Linked DNA regions of Homo sapiens: region 1 is linked to region 2. A link is a loop called in an ENCODE intact Hi-C map of the cell type or tissue named here. Cell type or tissue: CD14-positive monocyte. All regions are shown on one strand. Each heading gives the region's core, and the rest is flanking DNA. Links, peaks and the distances in the headings are about the cores only.

The links. A loop is a pair of places that touch in the nucleus more often than their neighbours do. Peaks named below come from ENCODE experiments on the same cell type or tissue, not always from the same donor. Only the 100,000 strongest peaks of a DNase experiment are listed, where the experiment ranks them.
Region 1: a loop joins it to region 2, with 1.8 times the contacts of the local background. A loop is called at or near these places in 3 of 110 quality-filtered maps.

The regions. Positions count from the first base shown.
Region 1 is chr18:57,662,688-57,675,313 of GRCh38, reverse strand. ATP8B1 (ATPase phospholipid transporting 8B1) reads left to right here. Exons shown (of 28, transcript NM_001374385.1): 16 at 292-480; 17 at 3,734-3,846; 18 at 5,832-5,996; 19 at 6,774-6,885; 20 at 8,147-8,222. It overlaps ATP8B1-AS1 (ATP8B1 antisense RNA 1), which reads right to left. Exons shown (of 3, transcript NR_164148.1): 3 at 6,031-7,308. Among named protein-coding and RNA genes, the nearest start is that of ATP8B1-AS1, 39 kb to the right of the region's middle. In CD14-positive monocyte, for the core only: no CTCF peak of the experiment used is centred there; DNase peaks (open chromatin) are centred at 8,313, 8,993, 9,503 and 10,573; H3K4me3 peaks cover 2,090 bases; H3K27ac peaks cover 4,696 bases.
Region 2 is chr18:57,743,086-57,755,781 of GRCh38, reverse strand. The region is part of intron 1 of ATP8B1 (ATPase phospholipid transporting 8B1); the gene reads left to right. It also overlaps the pseudogene RNU6-742P. Among named protein-coding and RNA genes, the nearest start is that of ATP8B1, 54 kb to the left of the region's middle. In CD14-positive monocyte, for the core only: no CTCF peak of the experiment used is centred there; DNase peaks (open chromatin) are centred at 6,571 and 6,861; H3K4me3 peaks cover 1,369 bases; H3K27ac peaks cover 2,724 bases.

The DNA.
Region 1 (12,626 bases), core at 4,546-12,545, 82 kb after region 2:
GATAAAATGTCAACACCTGTTGTTTCTCCTGTGGATGGTGGGATTATGGGAATTTTCCCTCATTCTCCACCAATGTTTCTTTTTTAGTTTATATTACTGTTTATAAGTCAAGATAAAACAAAGAAGTTTTAATCTTGGCATAACCCTTCCAAGTCAATGACTCGTTTTCCTGGGGATGTTTTGGGCTTTGCAGCCCATCTGACCCCCACAGGAGCCTCAGCAGAGGCCTCAACAATGAGCTCTGCATTTGTTTTTACAGCTTTTCTGGGATTTCTCTCGCTTCCTTGTTAGGTCAGCTCAACTACCAGGCAGCCTCTCCCGATGAAGGTGCCCTGGTAAACGCTGCCAGGAACTTTGGCTTTGCCTTCCTCGCCAGGACCCAGAACACCATCACCATCAGTGAACTGGGCACTGAAAGGACTTACAATGTTCTTGCCATTTTGGACTTCAACAGTGACCGGAAGCGAATGTCTATCATTGGTAAGTCCCCCTCAGAGTCTGTCTATGAATCGCTCATTTAGATGTTGCTTGTGCCCATTGTATTGAGTGGCATCAGGATAAAGCAGCCAGTGAAAGAGCTACTTGGCTCCTGGGAGATTTCTGCAGCTTTACTGAAACTGGTATTGTTGGCTGGGCGTGGTGGCTCACGCCTGTAATCCCAGCACTTTGGGAGGCCGAGGCGGGTGGATCACGAGGTCAGGAGATCGAGACCATCCTGGCTAACACGGTGAAACCCCGTCTCTACTAAAAATACAAAAAAAATTAGCCGGGCGTGGTGGCTGGCACCTGTAGTCCCAGCCACTCGGGAGGCTGAGACAGGAGAATGGCGTGAACCCGGGAGGCAGAGCTTGCAGTGAGCCGACATCGCGCCACTGCATTCCAGCCTGGGCGATAAAGCAAGACTCCGTCTCAAAAAAAAAAAAAAAAGAAACTGGTATTGTTTTCTTCATTCTTCACTGTGTTCCCTACTCAAAGGGGTAGCCACAGTATCTCTGAATCTTGCAAATGCTGCTGACGTTCTTTTTTAATCCCTCTCTTTTTTTTCTTTTCTTTTCTTTTTTTTTTTTTTTTTGAGATGGAGTCTTGCTCCGTCACCCAGGAGTGCAGTGGTGCGATCTCAGGTCACTGCAACCTCCGCCTCCCAGGTTCAAGCGAGTCTCCTGCCTCAGCCTCCTGAGTAGCTGGGATTACAGCTGCTGACATTCTTTAACCACGTGGGCTGCCAGATGCTGAATCTGGGGCAGCAGGTGGAACATTTCTGAAGCAGCAGGTAGACATTTGTAGCAGTCTTTTATTTTAAACAACACATGCTCTTTTATTTTTTGAGCACCTCTGAGTGCTCTCTTCTGTACTTGATGGCAGGGAAGGGAGGACTCAGCAGGAAAAGATTTCTGAGAAAAGCAAAGCTATGCTTATGAATCAAAATCATATCTGCAATGCAGGCACATAACAGACCACCAAGTGAAGATGAAAATCACTTCCTACCACTGAACTGCTTTAAATTCGTAATTTGAAATAATCTCAAACTTATAGAAAAGTTACAAGAATGGTTTAAAGAGCCCTCATACTCTTCCATATCCACCAATTGTTAACATAATGAAATTTCATTTACATATCTCTATATATAGATCTAATATATATCTAATTATATATATGTAATTTCATTATATATACCTATATATATACACACATATATATGTACACACACATACATACAGGTTATTGTTTTCTGAACCATTTGAGAGTAAATTGCGTTAGAAGGAGCAAGATTACATGATAAAAAAAGAAAATAAAAATATAAAAAAGAGAATAAATTGCAGGCCTAATGTCCCTTTCCCCTAAATACTGTACTATATACCATAGTAGGTATTTCCTAAGAACAGAAGCACTCACTTATATATACAGTGCAATGTTCAGAACCAGAAAATTTAACACAGTACAATATTATCTAATCAATAGACTTTATCAGATTTTACCAGGGAGGTTCATTCTTTGTTTTTCTGGTCCAGGATCCAATCTAAGATCACAGGTTATATTAGGTGATCATGACTCTGAGTCAAGGACGGTTCAATCTCTTTTTGATCTTTCATCCATTGATATTTTTAAAAAGCACAGGCTGGTTATTTTATAGGCTATCCCTCCATTTGCGTTTGTCTGATGTTCCCTCATGATTAGAGCTAGGTTACACATTGTTGGCAGGAAGAGTCCGTAAGTGATGCTGTGCTTTTCTTTAAGTATCACATCAGAAGGTGTATACACACACACACATTTATATTTATATATATATACATATATTTATATATGTATATTTATATATACATGTATTTATATATGTGTGTATATATGTAGATATATGTATGTATATATGTGTATATACATGTTATATATATATATATATATATATATATATATATATATATATATATACTTTTTTTTTTTTTTTTTTTGAGACAGAGTTTCACTCTTGCTGCCCAGGCTGAAGTGCAATGGTGCTATCTCGGCTCACTGCAACCTCTACCTCCCTGGTTCAAGTGATTCTCCTGCCTCAGCCTTCTGAGTAGCTGGGATTACAGGCATGTGCCACCATGCCTGGTTAATTTTGTATTTTTAGTAGAAACAAGGTTTCTCCATGTTGGTCAGGCTGGTCTCCAACTGCCGACCTCAGGTGACTGGCCCGCCTTGGCCTCCCAGAGTGCTGGGATTACAGGCGTGAGCCACCCTGCCTAGCCAGAAGGTATATATTATTGGTTTGTCTCATTAATGGGGATGTTAACTTTGATCACTTGGTTAAGGTGGTATCTACAAGCCTTCTCCACTATGATTGAATTTTTAACCAATAAAAATATACAGGTTTAACTATTACACCCTCCTTAGGCACACTTACTGAACGCTTTCTGTGTCCCTTACACAGATCTAGACTGATTATCATGCTTGCCATCTACCTTGATTTAAAATCTGGTTAACAGTGAGGGATGTATTACAATTATTGCATTAATCAAAAAACCCAAAAAAAATGGTCATTAGGAGTGGTGTTGTGGTCGAAGTATTAAAAGCAGTAAGTGTTGTGAGTTCATAGGTGAGAAACTACCTGTTGGTTGGATGGAGAAAAAGTCTACAAAAGAAAGTAACTAGAACATGGCATAGCACATGGTAGGGAGTCAGTAAATATTTGTTGGAAGAATAACTGAGGTTATAAAAAACAGAGCTGACTGTGAAGGAATCTTTTTATATTTATTTCACTATTACATTCAATGTAGATAATGACTTACCAGTTTTGTTGAAGGCAACACTTTTCTAGAGGAACTGATGGTTTTAAGCTAACAGTGAATTATGAGATAGTAACATTTCAAATTAACTTTATAAATGTAGTTTTCTATTAAAAAATCAAACTTAGCTGGGTGTGGTAACTCACATCTGTAATCCCAGCATTTTGGGAGGCTGAGGCAGGAGGATTGCTTGAGCCCAGGAGTTCAAGACCAGCCTGGGTAACATAGTGAGACCTCCAATGTCTATAAAAATAAAAATTAGCCAGGCATGGTGGCATGCACCTGTAGTCCCAGCTACTCGGGAGGCTGAGATGGGAGGATTGCTTGAGCCTGGGGGGTCGAGGCTACAGTGAGCCGATACTGAACTGCTGCACTCCAGCCTGGACAACAGAGCAAGACCCTGTCTCAAAAAATATATATATAAAAAATCAAACTTTGTTGTGTTTATTTCCTTCTTTTACTACCAGTAAGAACCCCAGAAGGCAATATCAAGCTTTACTGTAAAGGTGCTGACACTGTTATTTATGAACGGTTACATCGAATGAATCCTACTAAGCAAGAAACACAGGATGCCCTGGATGTAAGTTTCACTTTTATTCTTTCTGCAAGGGATTCTGAACTTACTCTCTGATGCTGTCTGTTAAGTTTGCATGAAAGCTGTATGTTAACTGCTGACCCTCCCTTTGCTTTGCAATAGTTGGGGTGGAAAGAGCAGTAAAGTAGGAATACAGCCACCTGGGTCCCAGTTCTGCCCCTGCCACTGACTTCCTGGGATATCACCATGGTGCCCTCTCCCAGCATGTGGGTCTTCAAGGTCTATAGGACTGAGGCAGGGGAATGGCTTAGCTCTCTTCCAGTGGCCTTGAGCAAGCTACATAACCATACTAGGTTGTAGTCTTACTATGTGTGTGGTCCCCAAGACCTCCACTAACTTCAAGTTGTAGTGCAAAGGAAGGAAAGCATTCATATGTGACAGGATGACAGAGCTGACTATAGGTCACATCTTGTCTAGCCAAGATGGCAGAAGCGGTTCAACTGATTGAGTATTTGGTGTCTCATGCCTGTAGTCCCAGCACTTTGGGAGGCCAAGGCGGGTGTATCACCTGAGGTCAGGAGTTCAAGACCAGCCTGGCCAACGTGGTGAAACCCCGTCTCCACTAAAAATACAAAAAAATTAACTGGGTGTGGTGGTGGGCACCTGTAATCCCAGCTACTTGGGAAGCTGAGGCAGGAGAATCGCTTGAACCCCAGAGGGAGGGGGTAGAGTGAGCCGAGATCGTACCATTGCACTCCAGCCTGGGCGACAAGAGCAAAACTTGGTCAAAATAAAAAAGATGTGACTATAAAGTAATGAGATGTTTACTGGTTCATGTTGAAACTGTTTAAAATGTTTAAATCAGGCTGGGTGCAGTAGCTCACGCCTGTAATCCCAGTACTTTGGGAGGGTGAGGTGGCAGATCACGAGGTTAACAGATCGAGACCATCCTGGCCAACATGGTGAAACCCCGTCTCTACCAAAAATACAAAGATTAGCCAGATGCAGTGGCACCCGCCTGTAATCCCAGCTACTCAGGAGGCTGAGGCAGGAGAATGGCGTGAACCAGGGAGGCAGAGGTTGCAGTGAACCGAGATCGCACCACTGCACTCAAGCCTGGGCGATAGAGTGAGACTTCATCTCAAAAAAAAAAAAAAGAAAAAGAAAAAGAAAAAAAAAGAAAATGTTTGAATCGTTCATCATGGGAAAATTGCCAGATACTCTTTTCCATTAAAAGCTTTGACCTCAGCTTTAACAATGGCTTGTGTATTTTAGAATTGGTTTGAGGGAATAATGCTTAGTGGAGAGTTCATAGGTGATTGGACTTGTATCACAGTTTGTTGGAACAAGTTATAAAGTTGTCAGGTTCGTGCTTATGTCATTACACCCCAAGGCAGCTCCCTTGGTCTGATATTTTCCTAGTCATGAAGAGAAAAAGAGAAAATGAGAAAATGAGAAAGGTAATAGAAGATTTAGAAGAAAGGTAAGCTTTTCCCTTTGGAAACTGGAAGTGCAGTCCTGGACCCTATAGAAGTTTAGAAAAGCAAAGTCTATTATAAAGTGATGTTTAGGCTGGGTGCAGTGGCTCATGCCTGTAATCCCAGCACGCTGGGAGGCTGAGTTGGGCAGATCACATGAGCTCGTGAGTTCAAGACCAGCATGATGAAACCCCATCTCTACAAAAAAAAGTACAAAAATTACCAGGCGTGGTGGTGCACACCTGTAGTCCCAGCTACTTGGGAGGCTGAGGTGAGAGGATGGCTTCAGCCTGGAAGGCAGAGGTTGCAGTGAGCCGGGATTGCATCACTGCATCCCAGCCTGGATGATAAAGCCAGACCTTGTCTCAAAAAAAAAAAAAGTGACATTTAATCCCCTCTCTAAAGTGTATTTGTACAGAATCTGTCATGTTTAATGATCTCTTTTTAAATTCTGTTAGTATATTACTTCAAAGTAAAATTTCAGACTTGATCCTGAATTACATAAATTAACTATTCTTTGCATTGGTGGATTTATTTTTTTAAATAAAACAGATCTTTGCAAATGAAACTCTTAGAACCCTATGCCTTTGCTACAAGGAAATTGAAGAAAAAGAATTTACAGAATGGAATAAAAAGTTTATGGCTGCCAGTGTGGCCTCCACCAACCGGGACGAAGCTCTGGATAAAGTATATGAGGAGATTGAAAAAGACTTAATTGTGAGTTTTAGCCTTAATAACTTTTTCTTTGATATTCTAAGCAGAATTGAAATTTTTATTAAGTTTTATTGAATATTTGATCTCATGCTTAAGAGATAATTGTAACTTCAGCATTTGACACTGGCACAATGGAAGAAGGTTATTTCTTTTATTCACCAAAATAGGAGCAGAACAGAAGTTGCCATTATGAGAAACCAAAAGACAAAATACATTAGGAGAAGTTCTAATTTAATTCCATAATTTGTATATCACTTATTAAAATTTATTATAATTTTTAAACAATAACAAACCTGCATCTAATACTTATTACATTGGGGGAATTACCGAAACAATTCATATTCTGCAAAATCTTGAAATAAGAAAAATATATTGTTTCTAAAAGTTTTCCAAATTTAATACATAGTTTTTGTAGGGTTTAGATAAGTGGAAAATATTCAACAAATAGCTAGTATTGCAACTGGTTTACGGTTTATGTCAGTATAAAGCCACAAATACACAAGAAAAGTGTATTTTTAACATCCTTGATTTTGTACTTGCATTTTTGTCTTGGTAAATTAAATAGTTCATCCTTTAGGGAAAAAGTTTTTAGGTGTGTTGGTTTGCAGTAATTGTGAAACATGGCAGCCTTCCCTGTTAACACTGGCCATTGGCCCCAGGAGAGCAGCAACCAGGATGTATAATTAGCCCTTCTTTTTACAGGTTGGCAACCTGTAATTACAGAAAACTTTTGGTTTGTTTGCTAATTCCTTTTTTTTTTTTTTTTAATATACATTCTAGCTCCTGGGAGCTACAGCTATTGAAGACAAGCTACAGGATGGAGTTCCAGAAACCATTTCAAAACTTGCAAAAGCTGACATTAAGATCTGGGTGCTTACTGGAGACAAAAAGGGTAATTCATTGTGCAGGGAAGCATATCTGTTAATTCACAAATATTTATAGCTGCCGTTTCCTTTGCCCAAGATGACCTCCTCAGACTTTTCATCCTGTACAAACACTGTTTCTTTGGACGGAAGATGCTTTTTCTGAGAAACCCTCCTCTGTTTTTCCAGCACATTCTTCTGCATCCTTTCCTGATCCCCCTCAGTAGCAGTTTCTTCCTTATAATTTAGCTCCTGGCCATGTCTTGCTGATTATAATTGGTCTTATCTCTCCAGCCAGACGTGGGTTCCCGTCCTGAAAGGGCCATCCCTCTTGTCCCTCTGTCCTTCCAGTGCTTTGACATTTGGTGGGCACAGAGTAGAACAATACAAAGTACTGAACAATAACTTTGGTTTTCTTGCCAATTTTATTGCTTGGCAATAAAATTGTATACCTAAGGAAAGAACGATTTTAATTTTTTAACTTTAGAACTCAACAAGCACTTGTTTGGTATTGATACTTTACTTTGTAAGCCTTCCACAAGAAATCAAATAATGTCTCTTGCGCTGAAATCGTCAACGGGTTACACACTCTGCAAAGTTATGGGAAGCACAGCCCTGACCTTAAATAAATGCCAAATTGGGTGGTAATTTAAAAGGAAAAAAAATCTTCACGTAAGGGTTGGTGGAAATTATTATGCTTCCCTCTGCCCCCGCCCCCCGCCAATAACAGAGTAATTGAACCAGGAACTGAGAGTGTTTAGTAATTTAATGAACATTGGTTTACTAAATAACCAGTTTATATGTTTGATAATATAGCACATTTTATTATTGAAAACATTTCAAATTAGACTTTGACTTTCACTTGTTTTATTATGGAGAAAAGGATTTTTCTTCTGCATGTGATTCCTACAGATTGCTATAGAAAAATAGTGTGTTTGTGTGAATCTGGTTATGTTCATGAACTAAAAAATATCATTACTAGGTAAAATCAATTATTCAGTTCAACAGTAAGAATGAGCCTGGCAAACATGACAAAACCCCATCTCTAGAAAAAACACAAATTGTTTGGTGGCTTGGCAGCGAGTTGCGTAGTCCCAGCTACTTGGGGGCTGCGGGTGGTGCTGAGATGGGCAGATCACTTGAATCCTGGAGGTTGAGGCTGTAGTGAGCAGAGATTGTGCCACTGCACTCCAGCCTAGGCAGTGGGAGTGAGATGCTGTCTCAAAAAACAAAATAAAATAAAATAAAAACAGCAGGAATGACATTTGACTTAATTTTATTCTATTGTAGAAACTGCTGAAAATATAGGATTTGCTTGTGAACTTCTGACTGAAGACACCACCATCTGCTATGGGGAGGATATTAAGTGAGTAAAAGCCTGCAGTATGAAATTACGTAATAGCTCATCTTTGCAAATGCAAGACTGTCTGTAGAAGATAGCAGATATGAAGAAATAGGGGTTACGATGTGTCACTTGGGGCAGTTTCCTCATGTTTAAATGAGGCAAGACAACAACAGGCAGTTCCAAGTAATCAAGGTGCAGCCTAAATTTGAGCAGATTTTACTTTTAGGGAAACTTGGGGCCCTTCAGAGGCCATTTTTCTCCATTCCTTCTCAGCTCAGGCCAGGCGCAGTGGCTCATGCCTGTAATCCCAGCCCTTTGGGAGGCCGAGGCGGGTGGATCACCTGAAGTCAGGAGTTCTAGAGCAGCCTGGCCAACATGGTGAAACCCCGTCTCTACTAAAACTACAAAAATTAGCTGGGTGTGGTGCCCGGTGCCTGTTATCTCAGCTACTCGGGAGGCTGAGGCAGGAGAATCACTTGAACCCAGGAGGCAGAGGTTGCAGTGAGCCAAGATCACGCCACTGTACTCCAGCCTAGGTGACAAGAGTGAAACTCTGTCTCATTAAAAAAAAAAAAAAAACTCGGTTCACCTACTAAAAATTCCGTAAAAAGCCTGTAATATCGCTAGCAAATTAATATGAATTATAGTCCTATTTTGCTTTTTCTAGGAACTTTTACTTTTGAAAGGGAAATAGAAGAAAGGAAAAAAAAAACCCAAAACTTTTGCGGGAAGGAAATGTGTGGGTGGGTTACATCATGTAGGTCCCCTGTAATCTAGTCTAGGTGGGGCAGGCCTGATAATTCAAATGTTAGCATATGCTGAAACGTTTGTTAGCTTTGAATCAGAGTCGCAGCAGACCTGGAAATGTATGATGAAAAAGCCCTGTCTTGTTCTGAAGCTATAAATATGCTGCACACAGTTACTGTGATGTGTTTACTGATGGCCTGACAGTTCCTCAAGATTTTTCCCTACAGAGCTTCTCTCAGGCCAGCATGAGGTCAGATTAAACTGTTAACATACACATTTGCCAGGTGTGATAAAGTGATGAGGGAATTGATGGTCAATATTAGTCTTATTTCTAATGATGGTGATAAAGCATTTTCTAGTTGTTCTAGTATATTAGGTATTCCGTCAAATTAGACAAAATCAGTAGCCTTATGATCTAAATCAGTTCCATTTAGAACTGATTTAGTTTATGTGCCCAAATAGAGGTACATAAGCCATGCCCCTTTGTGCTTTTAGGTTTTAAAAAAGTAGCAACAGGCTGGGCACGGTGGCTCATGCTTGTAATACCAGCACATTGGGAGGCCGAGGCGGGTGGATCACGAGGTCAGGATTTTGAGAACAGCCTGACTGATATGATGAAACCCCGTCTCTACTAAAAATACAAAAATTAGCCAGGCATGGTGGCATGTGCCTGGAATCCCAGCTACTCGGGAGACTGAGGCAGGAGAATTGCTTGAACCTGGGAGGCAGAGGTTGCAGTGAGCCAAGATAGTGCCACTACACTCCTGCCTGGGTGACAGAGCAAGACTCCGTCTCAAAAAAAAAAAGTAGCAACAGACAAATAAATGCTTAATGCTTAATGAGTTTACTTTAGTAGTTTTGGGCTTCAAGTAATCTGATTAATTACTATATGGCTTTGTTTATTTTTTGTAGATGGGGCTGTAAAAAAATTTCTGGTCTCTCTTTTGAAAGTCTTAAAAATTGGTCCCGAAGCTAAAGTAAAAGATAAAATGTATGCAAGTAGCAAATGTTGTGACCATGCCCTTAGCTGAGTTTACCTTTATAGAGAGAGGAATCATCTTCCCAGGTGGCTCTTAAATTGATGATTCCTATAAAATGATTTGAATAGAAGGTATCTTCATTTTTTTTCTCTTACGGCCTTTCAATGATTTGTCTTAGTCACTCACTTTTAACTTGAAAATGAGAATTAAATTGATGTGGAAAAGGGATACTAGATACTTAATCCTCTAGTGCAGTGATTCTCCGTGGGGAGTGAGTTTGCCTTCCAGGGACCCTTTGGCACTGTCCAGAGACACTTGCTTGTTTCAGCTGCAGAGAAGTGCTCCTGGCTTCTAGTGGGTAGAGGCCAGGGATGTTGCTAAACATCCTCCAGTGCAAGGGATGGCCACACAAAATAAAGGATTATTAGGCCCAAGACATCAAGAGTGCAAAGGCTGAGAAGCCTTCTTTGGAAGGAGAAGAACAATGGCTTTTTGTATGTAATAGTAAGAGTCCTGAGCCAGAAGTTACAAGATAACTGAGTCCTCATTCTAGTTTTCCTATCAACCTGCAGCAGGCAAATCACATCACCTTCCTCTGGCTTGATTTCCTTATTTGTAACATGAAGAGATTGGACAAGATATTTAAGGTCCCTTCCACTCCAAAATTTCATGACTCATTTTTCTATCACATGAAAGTGTTACACGTAGCCTTGTCACATATATCATTTTAACACAAACATTTAATTTGTTGATATAAAGCACTGAGAATTTCTCAAACACAGATATAGTTTTGTTTATATGAAAATAAGTTTATTCCTAACAAACAATAGCCAGTATTCTAATTCAGATCAAGATTGCCTTTCCTTTTTTTTTTTTTTTTTTTTCTTAGAAAGACTCTGTCACCCAGGCTGGAGTGCAGTGGTGCAATCTTGGCTCATTGCAACCTCCGCCTCCTGGGTTCAAGTGATCCTCATGCCTCAGCCTCCCAAGTAACTGGGATTACAGGCACCGCCACCACGCCTGGGTAATTTTTGTATTTTTAGTAGAGACAGAGTTTCACTATGTTGGCCAGTCTGGCTGCGAACTCCTGACCTCGACTGATCTGCCCGTCTCAGCCTCCCAAAGTGCTGGGATTACAGGTGTGAGCCACAGTGCCTGGCCTAAGATTGCCTTTCTTCTGTTGCTGTGTATACATTTTCAACTGTATCTTCCTTTGACTGTCTTTGAAAAATGATGAATTACATGGTACCCCCATGGTGGATGAATCGAGACATAGTAAAATTACATGTCGCTCAGTTAAAAAAAAAAAAAAAAAAGGGCTGGCCAGGCGTGGTGGCTCATGCCTGTAATCCCAGCACTGTGGGGGGCTGAGGCGGGTGGATCATGAAGTCAAGAGATTGAGACCATCCTGGCCAACATGGTGAAACCCTGTCTCTACTAAAAATACAAAAATTAGCTGGGCATGGTGGTGCCCGTCTGTAGTCCCAGCTACTTGGGAGGCTGAGGTGGAAGAATAGCTTGAACCTAGGAGGTGGATGTTGCAGTGAGCTGAGATAACACCACTGCACTCCAGCCTGGTGACAGAGCGAGACTCTGCCTCAAAAAAAAAAAAAAAAAAAAAAAATGGGCAAAGCACTTTGAGTAGACATTTTTCCAAAGAGGACATGCAAATGGCTGATAAACATGTGAAAGGAGGCTCATCATCACTAATCATTAGGGGAAGATAAATCAAAACCAAAGCAAGATAACACCTCACACCCTTTAGGATGGCTACTATCAAAAACAAAACACAATAGAAAATAACAATCATTGTTGAAGGAACCTTTGTGTGTTGTTGATGAAATATATAAAATGGTGCAGCCACTATGCAAAACAGTATGGTGATGTTTCAAAAAATTTCAAAAAGGATTACCATATGATGCAACAATCCCACTTCTGGGTATATCCACAAAATAATTGAAAGCAGGATCTCAAAGAGATACATGCACACCCATGTTCACAGCAACACTGTTCACAGCAGCCAAGAGATGGACGCAACCCAGGTGCCCATCAGTGAGTGAATGGATAAACAGAATGTGGTGCTTCCACATAATGGAATATATTCAACTTTAAAAAGGAAGGAAATTATGACATATATTATATAGATGAACCTTGAAGACATTAAGCTAAGTGAAATAAACCAGTCACAGAAAGACAAATACTGTTTGATTTCACATATATGAGGTATCTAGAGTGCTCAAATTCATTCAAACAGAAAGTTAACTGGAAGTTACCAGGGACTGGAGGGCGAGTGAGGTGAGGTGTTATTGTTTAATAGGTATAGAGTTTCCGTTTTGCAAGATGAAAAAGTTCTAGAGATTGGTTGGATAACAATGTGACTATAGTTAACACTACTAAGTTGTACACTTAAAAATGGTCAAAGCCCGGGATATGGCAAAACCCTATTGCTACAAAAAATACAAAAATTAGCCAGGCGTGATAGCGTGTGCCTATAGTCCCAGCAACTCAGGAGGCTGAGGCAGGAGAATCACTTGAGGCTGGGAGGTCAAGGCTGCAGTGATCCATGATCATGCCACTGCTCTCCAGCCTGGGTGACAGAGTGAGACCCTCTCTCAAAAAAATTATAATGAAAATAAAATAAAGAAACAAAAATAGGTAAGATGGTAAACTTTGTTTTTTTGTCACAATTTTTTTTAAG
Region 2 (12,696 bases), core at 2,586-10,585:
GAGAATATAGGATTCTCTGTTTTCAAGGCCTGGAAACAATTAGAATATTGATCACCTCTAACCGCTTTTTAAACAGTTAAAAGTTAAAAGCTCCCTTTGGGAGTTTGCCTGTGTAAACTTATGTGAAGCCAGGCAGCTGACCAGAGCCTGGGATTCATGGATAATAACTACATCAGTCAGTAAACACACAAATAATCAAGAATTAACTTGATTAAGCGTCAATGTGAAACTGTCAAATCCGCAGGACATTTTATCAAGGCTTTTAATTTTTTTTTTAATTTTTACAAATGGAATGCTTCATGAATTTGTGTGTCATCCTTGTGCAAAGGCCATGCTAATCTTCTCTATATCATTCCAATTTTAGTATATGTGCTGCCGAAGCAAGCACATGTCCAGGATTTTTTTTTTTTATCTTGGTAGAGAAAAAATTAAGAGATTCAGTGTCTGTTATAATCTTTCCCTTCCCAAATGTTGATGTTATTATATAATGCATGAATTTTGCCATTTATGTAGGATGCTAGCATTAGAACCATTTAATAAGGCAAATCTGATGGGAGTGTAACATGAATATATGAATACTTTCAGCCCCGGGTTCTCCAATGCACAATTACACATTGTTGGTAAACAACCTGAGACTATTTTAGGCTGGCTGGTGTAATGTGTCTCTTATTGGCAAGATATACACTGGATATTGTGGCAGAGGTGTCAGATGTAAAGACAATTTCTATTTCTTAAAAAAACAAACACCATAAACAAAACCACTTTATCATTCTGAAAAATTCCACATTTACTCACTATGCAAAGATACCAACTCTAAGTTGCCTTGTTCATATTATATTCTAAATTCCAGAGTTTGGGGTTTGTGACATCTTTCAGGAGATCTGAAAAAGGCAGTAATGGATACACCCCAGGCTGCTTTGCTCTGAGCAGCTGGTAGAGTAAAATATTTAATATCTCTCTCACTACTAGGGTGACATTTTCCTGTGGCCTGAGACAGTAGGTTACGAGTTAGGTATTTCCCTTGCTATTAATGATTCAACACACGAAAGTAAATTTGAGCCCCGGCGTGGGCTGTAGTAACTTCTCAGCTGTCCCTGAAGTGTCAATTTGGTGATGTGTTTCTTCTCCTAGTATTTAATTATCTCACATAAGAAAAACAACAGCTAATATTTACTGAGCCTTCCTTTGGGTCAAGCCCTATTCCAGAGCTTTCCATATATTGAATCATTTTATCCTCACAGCAGCTGTAAAAGGCAGCTGCTATTGTTTTTACTCATTTTACAGATGATAAACTGAGGAACAGCAATATTACTTCATAATATATATATATATATATTTTTTTGTTAGACAGAGTCTCACTCTGTCACCCAAGCTGGAGTGCAGTGGTGTGATCTTGGCATACTGCAACCTCCGCCTCCCAGGTTCAAGCAATTCTCCTGCCTCAGCCTCCTGAGTAGCTGGGATTACAGGCATGTGCCACCATGCCTGGCTAAGTTTTGTATTTTTAGTAGAGACGGGGTTTTACCACGTTGACCAGACTGGTCTCGAACTCTTGACTTCAAATGATCCACCTGCCTCAGGCTCCCAAAGTGCTAGGATTACAGGCATGAGCCCCTGTGCCAGGCTGAAACTGATTCTTAAAAGAAAAAAATTGTAATGCACAAAAAGAACAAGTAAATGCTAAATATTCCTGTTTAACCAAAGAAGAAATATGCCTCCTCAAGTCCAATGCAAATGGAGTGGCCCTGACTCATAAAACATTATAGTTTTCTATAACATTTTCACTTTATTAAATATTCAGATGTATCTTTTTTTTTTTCTTTTCTTTCTTTCTTTTTTTTTTTTTTTTTGAGACAGAGTCTTGTTCTGTCTGTAGCCCAGGGTGGTATGTAGTGGCATGATCTCAGCTCACTGCAACCTCCGCCTCCCAGGTTCAAGCAATTCTCCTGCCTCAGCCTCCCAAGTAGCTGGGACTACAGAAGTGCACCACCAAGCCCAGCTAATTTTTGTATTTTTAGTAGAGATGGGGTTTCACCATGTTGACCAGGCTGGTCATGAACTCCTGACCTTAGGTGATCTGCCCGCCTCAGCCTCCCAAAGCGCTGGGATTACAGGCGTGAGCCACTGTGCCCGGCCTGTATTTCATTTTTTAAAATAATCTCCTCTTAACTGTCTATGAAAAGATTATTTAATATCTGAGTTTTCAAGATGGAGCCAATGGCTGCATAAAGCATGTGTTCCCTTCAGAGCCTGTGTTGGTGATTAGTACACATGTGCTTTACACAGTGGTGACCTCATGTTAATACATTGGTTTATGTGAAGGAGAGTTTTTGTTGTGTTGTTGTTGCCTTGTTTTAATTTAGAAAGATTTCAAACACATGTAGAAATAGTAAAATGAACCCCCTTGTTCATGGCCAAGGCCAATGTTGTTTTTATCTATAGATCTGTCCACTTCCTCTCTTTCCATATTATTTCCAAGTAAGCTCAGCCAATGCATCTTTTCATTCAACCTGGTTTTGAAATGTGGTTTGTTTCACTTGTTCATACCATGATCAAGGTGGTTTGCTGAGTATACTTTGAGGAAAGCAAAAATCTGTATCCAAGTAGTTATATTACTGGTTCTCTCTTCCCTTGTTGACACAAGAGAGATCTTTTTTTTCTTTAATCGGGGTTTTTTAAGCACTCTACTCTCTTATCTTGAAGTTATTGTCATCTAGAAAATATAGAATGTCTTAAATAATTACAGTTCTGTGGAACCTTACCCTGGGGGCCGGAGACAGTGTGATTGAGGAGAAAGGATGCAGGATTTGGATTCAAATGCTAAGATCTGGTTCTGGTTCCTCTACATCTTGTCATTTCTGAGAACCTGGATACAGCCTTGAACTCTGAGCTTGATTCTACATTTGGTAGTTCTTTATGAAAGTTCTACTGTGTGTTACATGCTGTTCTGGGCAATGGAGCTATTGCAGAGAATAAAATGAAAATAATCTACTTTTCAATGATGTTTTAGAGATAAGTATGTTAATGGTATCTGAAAAGCTTTTGCAAGCTGTGAAGTGCAATTATAAAAGTTTTTATTGTTTTCCTACTCTGTTTTTCACTTGAAAACTTCAGTTCCCTGATGTTTCAGGTTTACGATGGTTAATAATAAACTAAACTAAGCTTTATCGAAGGGGGAAATATAAGAATTATATCTGTGTGTGTTACTGAATTTCTGATGAAATGAATCACTGGAATGCCTCACTCAGTGGATATCTGGGGCCACATACTGTGCATGCTACTAAGGGCTTTACATGGGATCAAGATTAAGCTTCACAAGGACCCTGTAAGGTAACCATTATCTTCATGTTATAAATGGAGAAGTAGGAGCTTACTAAGAATATTTTTCCCAAGCTTCTGCAGGTAGCAGGCCTTAGAGCTGGGATTTCATCCCCTATCTGTCTAACCTCAGACAGGAGCCCTTAACCATTTCTTGATTCTGCCCCACTTGAGAAATAAGAGGAATAGGCCATGATCTTGCACCTTTAGATTATCATTTATTATTATTATTATTATCATTATTATTATTATTATTTGAGACAGGGTCTCACTCTATTGCCCAGGCTGGAGTGCCGTGGTGCAGTCATGGCTCACTGCAACCTCTGCTTCCTGGGCTCAAACGATCCTCCCACCTCAGCCTCTCAAGTAGCTGGGACCACAGGCACGCACCATAATTCCCAGCTAATTTTTGTATTTTTTTGTAGAGATAGGGTTTCGCCATGTTGCCCAGGCTGGTCTTGAACTCCTGAGCTCAAGCAATCTGCCCACCTCGGCCCTCCAAAGTGCTGGGATTATAGGCATGAGCCACCATGCCTTGCCTGCACCTTTGGATTTTTACTCTGTTAGAAACAAAAACAACCACAATACAAGCCATAATGCAAAGAATGGTTCAGGCAGTAAGTTGTTAAAGTACAAATGATAAAGACATTACATCGGGATTTGAGGACCTGGAAAAGGAATGAAGCTGCCTAGCTGCCCTTGTGAGTGTACTTGTGAGGGAGCAGAAGGTGGCTGGAGCTAGGGTGGGGCCTGCAATGGGCACAGTCAGAGCAGATAGAGCCTCTCCAAGTTCTAACGCATATGTGAAAATCTAGTAATTTCTATAATGAAGCACAACAGAAATGTCTATCAACAGATTTTGAAGATAATCTGGAAGCCTTGTAGATCCCCATTTGACCTATGGAAGCTGTTTCTTGAGAGTCATTGATTCTGATTTCAGAGTATGGTGAGTGTAATTGTATTTTGTGTTTGGTCCAGACAGCAAAATAAATTCCCTTTTTTTTTTTTTCAAGACAGCATCTTGGCTTACTGCAACCTCTGCCTCTCAGGATCAAGTGATACTCCTCCCTCAGCTGCCCAAGTAACTGGGACTACAGCTACACCACCATGCCCTGCTAAATTTAGTATATATATATATATTTTGTACAGCTGTGGTTTCACCATACTGCCCAGCCTGGTCTCCTGAGCTCATGTGATCCTCCTGCCTCAGCCTCCCAAAGTACTGGGTTACAGGTGTGAGCCACAAGCCTAGCCCAACATTCCTTATTGATAGCCTAAATTACTAATGTTTAAGCCATAACAAGCATTGATAAGATTTATTTTCTTATTCTATTTTATTTTTTGAGATAGTCTTGCTCTGTTACCCAGGCTGGGGTCCAGTGGCACAGTCTCTCCTCACTGCAACCTCTGCCTCCTGGGCTCAAGCAATTCTTGTGCCTCGGAATCCCAAGTGGCTGGGATTATAGCAGGTGTGCGCCACCACGCCCGGCTAATTTTCTGTATTTTTACTAGAGACAGAGTTTCACCATGTTGGCCAGGCTGGTCTCGAAGTCCTGGTCTCAAGCGATCCACCCGCCTTGGCCTCCCAAAGTGTTCAGATTACAGGCATGAGCCACCGTGCCCAGCCAAACATTGATAATATTTAAATACTCATGTGACACATGCAAACATGCACAAAGTTAGCTGTCATGGTTAGTGCAACATTGTTTTCTGTACCTGAGGTTTAAGCTTTGGAAAACTAAGACACAAATTCACTGTAGACACGTCTGTTAAGATGAAGGAGGAAAAGAGTAGGTTGGACTCTGAGGATGGGTAGGGCAATAGCCAGAATGAGCCTAGGAACTGATATATAAGGCAGGCCTAGCTGCGGAGCACTTGGAGGTGACCGTTTTGTGGCCCAAACACCAGCTTTTGCTCTTGAGTGTAGCTCAGTTTTTCATTGATGAATATTGTAGAAGAGCCTATGTCACAACTCCGAAATATTTGAAAGGATGGCATCATGTAAATCCAGAGCACAGTCTATTCAGAGCACTTTTAAAACATGCTTTGAAAATATTTTAATTAGCTCCAGATATCTAATAGTAAAGTTCAAATCCATGTGACATTTAAAGGCTTTTCAGTAATTTTCTTTGAGTTGTGCAGTGTGCAGGTACTCTTGATTTATTTCTGATTGCTGATTTAGGGACTATTTAAACCCCTAGTTTATTCTTTTTCTTTTTTTGAGATGGAATCTCACTCTGTTGCCCAGGCTAAAGTGCAGTGGCACAGTCTCGGCTCACTGCAACCTCCACCTCCCAGGTTCAAGCGATTTTTGTACTTCAGCCTTCTGAGTAGCTGGGATTACAGGCTCACGCCACCATGCCTGGATAATTTTCATATTCTTGGTAGAGACGGGGATTCATGATGTTGGCCAGGCTGGTCTCAAATTCCTGACCTCAAGTGATCCACCAAACTTGGCCTCCCAAAGTGCTGGGATTACAGGTGTGAGCCACTGCACCCGGCACTAAACCCCTAGTTTATCCTTAATGCTCTTCTCTCTATTCTTACACTAATTCCATTTTTTTCCTTTCTTTTTAAAAAGAGCTCTCGGAAGTTAGGATCAAAGTGTTAAAATAGCAAGTTGAGGCCAGTTAGATTTGCTATTGTTGGGAATTTATCCCTGGCATGATTTATTGATGGACAGCTGAAGGTTTGCTCACAAGAGTGGAGATGGGGTGGGAAGGAGATTGGTTGCTGGAAGGGAGAGAATCCTCTAGACAATTCAGCCAGAGCCTGCTTCCTCCCTAGACCTACAGGGGACAATGACAGTGAGCTCTGTTTCCTAAATAATGGATCAATCTTCCTGACTCAACTCAGAGTTCTATAGGGTGTCTTCACCTAAATCAGGTTAATTCGGGGGTAAGTTTTCAGGTTGGTAACATGTTGAATATATAAGAGCTTATAATAACATTAATTGAGTAAAAGTTATAAATAGTATTATGATAACAAGAGAGTTAAAGAGGATTGTTTTCATTGGAGTCCAGTTGCATTCAAGAGAGTCATTTTCTCTTTATAGGAGATGCAGGTTGATTGAAGTCTAGGTCTATGGAGAAGGGGAATGTGGAAAAGCAAAAAATATGCAAACATTTTGATTGGCTTTACATTTTATTTTATGTCAGAATCATAAGTATATATATTCTCTGTACTACTTGCCTTTGTGGGGTAGGGGCTGGAGATGGGGTGAGCATTGCTCAATCAAACCCAAGCCCTCATCACCATGTGCTACTGCACCCATGAAAGTACACAGAGATTTTAAAGGGGAAGCAAACATTGATTGGGAGGAGAAAATATCACAGCAGAAAAAAGTTCTAGAATACATTATCATTTTTCCTGGGGCCATGCTTTTTTTAAGAGGTGGAGCAGAAAGCATCTTTAATGGGCACTTCTTTAAAACTCCAAAACATTTTGAAGATGTTTTAATACATGTTGGATACTTCTATAGGTGTACCTTTTCTCTTAAATGCAAATCAGACTAGATGTTTGCACAAGGCCTGCATGAGTCATCCCTAGTTCAGCAGCCTGGCCTTATTTGCATTAAACACCAGTTGCAGTTCCTTCTGATTATTCTCTGCAAATAACTGTTAAACCTGGGTAAGCTGCAAAATTAAATTAAATTAAACTTTAAAATAGCATGTTAACCTTTGGGTAATTAGAAGAGAGAAAAGAAAACATGGTCATTTAGTTCTTATTTATATAACTTGTTACAAAAGGTAACCACAGTTTTTCCTTTTGTGCACATAGTCTTGGCAAAGGTGGATTCAGAATTTAAAGACATTAAGTAACAAATTTGCAGTACCTGACTGTGGAGTCCTCTGTTTGTTGGAATTAAGGAATTTGAAAGGCCCTCTCCGATGTTAAAGCTACACATTCAAGCCATATATTAGTTAGCTGGGGCTGCTGTAACAAGGTACCACACACAGAGCAGCTTAAAGAACAGAAGCTTATTGTCTCACAAATCTGGAAGCCAGAAGTTCAAGATCAAGGTTTTGCACGGCCATCTTCCCTGTGAGGGTGCTGGGGAAGGATCTGTTTCAGGATTCTCTCCTAGTTTCTGGAAGTTCCTTGGCTTGTGGCAGCATGTCTCCAAGGGATTTTATTCTGGTTACCCCTTATATGTCCTTGGGCAAAGAACTTAACCTCTCAGTTACAGTTTCTTTATTTGTAGAATGGGGATAATAATTTGATCCTCAAACAAAGTAAGCTAATGCGAATACATAGTGGAGAGCCTGATGCATAGAACACATAGTTAGCTCTCTGTAAACGCACGCCACCATCATCCTAGGAAAACATGGGGAGTTTCAGAAGCCTTACATCAGAAGTCTTACCATGGGTGCTTAAACTGATCAGATTTGTAGGAGAAGCTTGGACACACTCCTTATATTTGACCTGTTCAAACTCTGAAAGCCAGAACAGATAGAATTGCTGACTGTTGGTAGGAAGCTCTGTAGATATTTCAAGCCAAATGCAAGTATTTCCAAGGGACCTATAAAATATTAACCATATGTTTGCAGTAGAATCTTGGTCCAAAACTTAGGATATGAACTCTGCTGCCTTGGAAGAGTTTGTAATCTAAGTTGAGTACTCTAAGCTGACTTGAAATACAGCATAAGAGACAGTGATTAAATATCTCAGACCCAGAATTTGTAAAGGTGTTAACCTTCAGATGGAATGAGAGGTAAGGCTCTGTCGACCAGTCTTAGATGTTCAGGAAACCATGATAGTATCTAGAAAAGATACCAAGTAAGTGCCCTAATCATACTTAATGTGCCAATCACCTTAGTGTCTGTTTAAGCTTTGGAACATGTTTACATATAAATATTTGGAAATTTGAGACAGATTTACAAATGAAAAGGAGCCATGTGGGAATTTTAAGAGCATCTGTTTGTATTTGCAGCTGAAGCCACAGCTTTGGATACAGATCACTAAGGAGAGCCACTGACTTTTCTTTCTTTCTCTTTTTTTTTTTTTTTTGAGATAGAGTTTTGCTCTTGTCACCCAGACTGGAGTGCAGTGGTGGGGTCTCAGCTCACTGCAACCTCCACCTCCCGGGTTCAAGCAATTCTCCTGCCTTAGCCTCCCAAGTAGCTGGGATTGCAGGTGCCTGCCACCACGCCTGGCTAATTTTTGTATTTTTAGTAGAGATGGGGTTTCACCATGTTGGCCAGGCTGGTCTTGAACTCCTGACCTTAGGTGATCCACCCACCTCGGCTTCCCAAAGTGCTGGGATTACAGGTATGAGCCACCACGCCCGGCCTGGGCCACTGACTTTTCAAGCTATCTTTGTCTCTGGCCCCTCTCCAAGGCACTCAAGGTCCATTGTCCTTAGTGCTAAGTAATGGTTGGGGATCTTTGCTGAGGATCAGCAAGGGCTCTTGGAGGAAATGGTGGACCCAGACTACATTTCATGCAGCTCACCATCCTTAGGAGGGAGATGGAATCTTCTGTTTACTAACACACCAGAAAGGTATAATACAAGGGACAAAATGTGGCAAGTTTCAACTCTTCTGCCTTGACATGCAAACCATCCCTTCTGAGCTCACTTCCATGCACCATGCACAGTGGATTCCATGAACCCACTTCCATGCTACCATTTTTGTTTTTGTAATCATTTGCAAAGAGACAGAATGATATTAAGAAAGTATCAGTGGCTGGGCACAGTGGTGGCTCACACCTACAATCCTAGCACTTTGGGAGGTCAAGGCAGGTGCAACACTTGAGGTCAGGAGTTTGAGACCAGGCTGGCCAATATGGTAAAACCCTGTCTCTACTAAAAATACAAAAATTAGCTGGGCTTGGTGACATAGACCTGTAATTCCAGCTACTCAGGAGGCTGAGGCAGGAGAGAATTGCCTGAACCAGGGAGGCGGAGGTTGTAGTGAGCAGAGATCACACCACTGCACTCCAGCCTGGGAGACAGAGTGAGACTCTGTCTCAAAAAAAAAAAAAAAAAAAAAAAAGTAAGCATCAGTGGGCATAATCCTAATGGCCTGATCCAACTTTTCTCCCCCTTTGAACAGCACCAGGACAAATCGTAAGAGATTTGGGGACAAACAGACCTGGTTGAAACCTCAATATGTGACCCTGGAGAAGTATGCCACCTAACCTCTTCAAGCCCACAAAATGAGGATAAGCCCTTCCTTTTGTGTGTGCTGTAAAAATTGCATGAAATGTACCCAGTATATGAGCAATTGCTCAGCAGTGTTTGGATATAGGGAGTGGATAGCTATTATTAATTGCAGATTATTTTGGAAGGAAAAACACACAGAGAATTATGTATCTTTCAGTGCAAATGTTAGTTCTAAAAACAATCATATTATTTACAAAGCTGCAGTTATAGAACACAATTCTGATTTCTGCCTCACCCCCACGGTTAATACTGTAAAACATTTCCTACGTTTCATCTGATAGTGTTATTAAAAATAGCTGTTATTTTTAATAGCTATACTAAAACATAAAAATGTTTAGGTCAGGCGTGGTGGCTCATGCATATCATCCCAACACCTTGGGAGGTTGAGGTGGGAGGATTGCTTGAGGCCAGGAGTTTGGGATCAGCCTGGGCAATGTAGTGAAACCTCGTCTTTACAAAAATTTTCTCAAAATATTAGCCAGTTGTGGTGTCATTTGCCTGTGGTCCCAGCTACTTGGGAGGCTGAGGTGGGAGGATCACTGAAGCCCAGGAGGTTGAGGCTGCAGTGAGTCATGATCATGCCACTTAACTCCAGCCTGGATGACAGTGCAAGGCCCTGCGTCAGAAAAAAAAAAAAAAAATTGTAAAACCATGAGATCTTGTTGGACACTCATGTGGTTTCCATTCCTGCTTTTTATAACTAATGACGCCAATCAAAAATTTTGTGGCCAGGTGCAGTGGCTCACTCTTGTAATCCCAGCACTTTGGGAGGCTGAGGCAGGCAGATCGCCTGAGGTCAGGAGTTCAAGACCAGCCTTGCCAACATGGTGAAACCCTGTCTTTACTATAAATACAAAAATTACTCGAGCATGGTGGTGCATGCCTATAATCCCAGCTACTTGGGAAGCTGAGGCAGGAGAATTGCTTGAGCCCGGGAGGCGGAGGTTGCAGTGAGCCGAGATCTCCCCACTGCACTACAGCCTGGGTGACAGAGCAAGACACTGTCTCAAAAAAAAAAAAATTTGTTTCAGTAAGAGTCCTTTCATTGAAGTATTCCTGTTGGAAAAGGCTCTGTAAATGAGGTGATTGCTTCAAATATATCTTTAGTGTTTTGGGTACATAAAGCGTGGCCATCAGTAATACATATACTAATTTCAAGGCCAGCAGCAAGGTGGGTGAGGATTCATTCATCTCCACTGCTGACATTGAAAACATTGAATAGTGTCAACTGAATAGGCATAAAATGGTGTCTATGTTTTCATCAACTTGTCATTCTTTGATTGCTAGTAAGAGTAATCTTTTATTGTATCATTTTATGTGTTTATTATTTCTATTTACTTATCTGCCTCTTCTACTGCCTTTTCATTCAAATAAGCCATTCCTAGTGAGTCTGGATGGGGAATATAAGTTGTCTCTCTGTAGATCAAAAGTTTCAAAGTTTATATTTTGTTCCAGAAAGCTATGATGTTTTGTATGTCTTTCGGGAGTGCAGTCTTTGTATTAATAGCTTGGTGACTCTTCTAACATTAAAATTAATTCAGCTTGACAGACTTATTTTACCCTGAAGGGTTTGCTTCCAGGTAGCTGTCAATTATAAAGCTCCTATGACTTTGTATTATTTAAACATGAATATAACTTTAAAGCCTAATTATAGAGTCAATAGTAATGGGGTAAAAATGAGGCCATTGTCCCTAACAACTAAGGATGACGCTTGAACGTAAAAATAACCAGGGTTTTCTCCTGGTAACTTTCATTATTTACTATAAAAGTACATTGTGGATTGAGGCCGAGTCTCCAAAATAAACATCTGGGGAAATGACAGCATTCTTATCCTATGGGAACCAGCCCCAGTCTTTTATTTACTTTTTTTTTCCTTCATTTTCTAGACAAAAGAATGGCAGCCCCACCCTGCCTTCATTTTAAGCACATTTTTCTGGCTGCCACCACCCTAGTTCAGGCCTGTATTTCTTTCTTTTTTTTTTTTTTTTTTGAGACAGTCTCACTCTGTCACCCAGGCTGGAGTGGTGCCATCTTGGCTCACTGCAACCTCTACCTCCCGGGTTCAAGCGATTCTCCTGCCTCAGCCTCCCAAGTAGCTGGGACTACAGGCACACACCACCATGCCTGGCTAATTTTTGTATTTTTAGTAGAGATGGGGTTTCACTGTCTTGGCCAGGCTGGTCTCAAACTCCGGACCTCAGGCAGTCAGCCCACCTTGGCCTCTCAAAATGTTAGGATTACAGGTGTGAGCCACCGCGTTCGGCCCAGGCCTGTATTTCTTCTTGCTGTGGCTAGATTCATGCACTGAGTGTTGTTGCTGAGTGTGATGGTGGAGGTAATAAGGTAGAACCACTTGGTGTTCCAGGTGAAGAAACTGTGACAAGGAGATGCTGTTTCCAGGGTGACTTTTGAACAGTCTCCCTCCCAGGCTCTCACCTTCCCAGTCACCCTTCCCCCTGTCAGATGAGTGCTGTGCAGATCAGATTTCTTTCCTTTGCAGACACCTTCCATGGGCCCTCTAACTCCCTGGAATAAAGCCTTCTCAAGGCTGCATGAGCTGCCTTACTTTTGGAGGTGACTCCAAAACTACCTTTCCCCAGCTCTGCTCTTTCCCCCAGATCTCCCACCTGCGCCGGTGCTGGGCCTTTCCATTGCATTTTCCTGCCTCTGAGGTTTTTTTAGTTCCTTAATATCTCTCTCCCACCCACCCCAAGTTCTTGCTCACCTCTGTGACTCCCAGGTTGCCCAGCTCAAAAACCGTCTAGGAAATAATGATTGCTCTCACTTCACTCTTCAGCGGCATACATTGGGAAGCATTTTACATTTTAGAATTCACTGGTGTAGGATAGATCTGCCTGTAGACCTCAAAGTTTGATATTTTTTGCTTGTCAAATTCTTCCTTTGCTTAGGGTTTTCTTGTGACTAATGATGTTGTTAGTAGGTGTGGGGAAGGGAGGGAAGTAGGTGATGTTGGGAGTGGAGAGCAGGCTCTGATGCTTCCTGGGCAGAGCTTGAATTCCAATCTGAATCTACGATGCGTTCACTGTACCACAGAGAGCACAGAGCTGGGATATGTGTGGAAAGGGCCTGAATAGCTAGGAGCTAAATCACCCTGGGCAAGCTTTGAAACCACCTCAGTTTTTTCATTAGTAAGAAGGTAATGACATTGCCTGGCGACATGCCTCAGCATAATTCCATGACAATTGCATGAG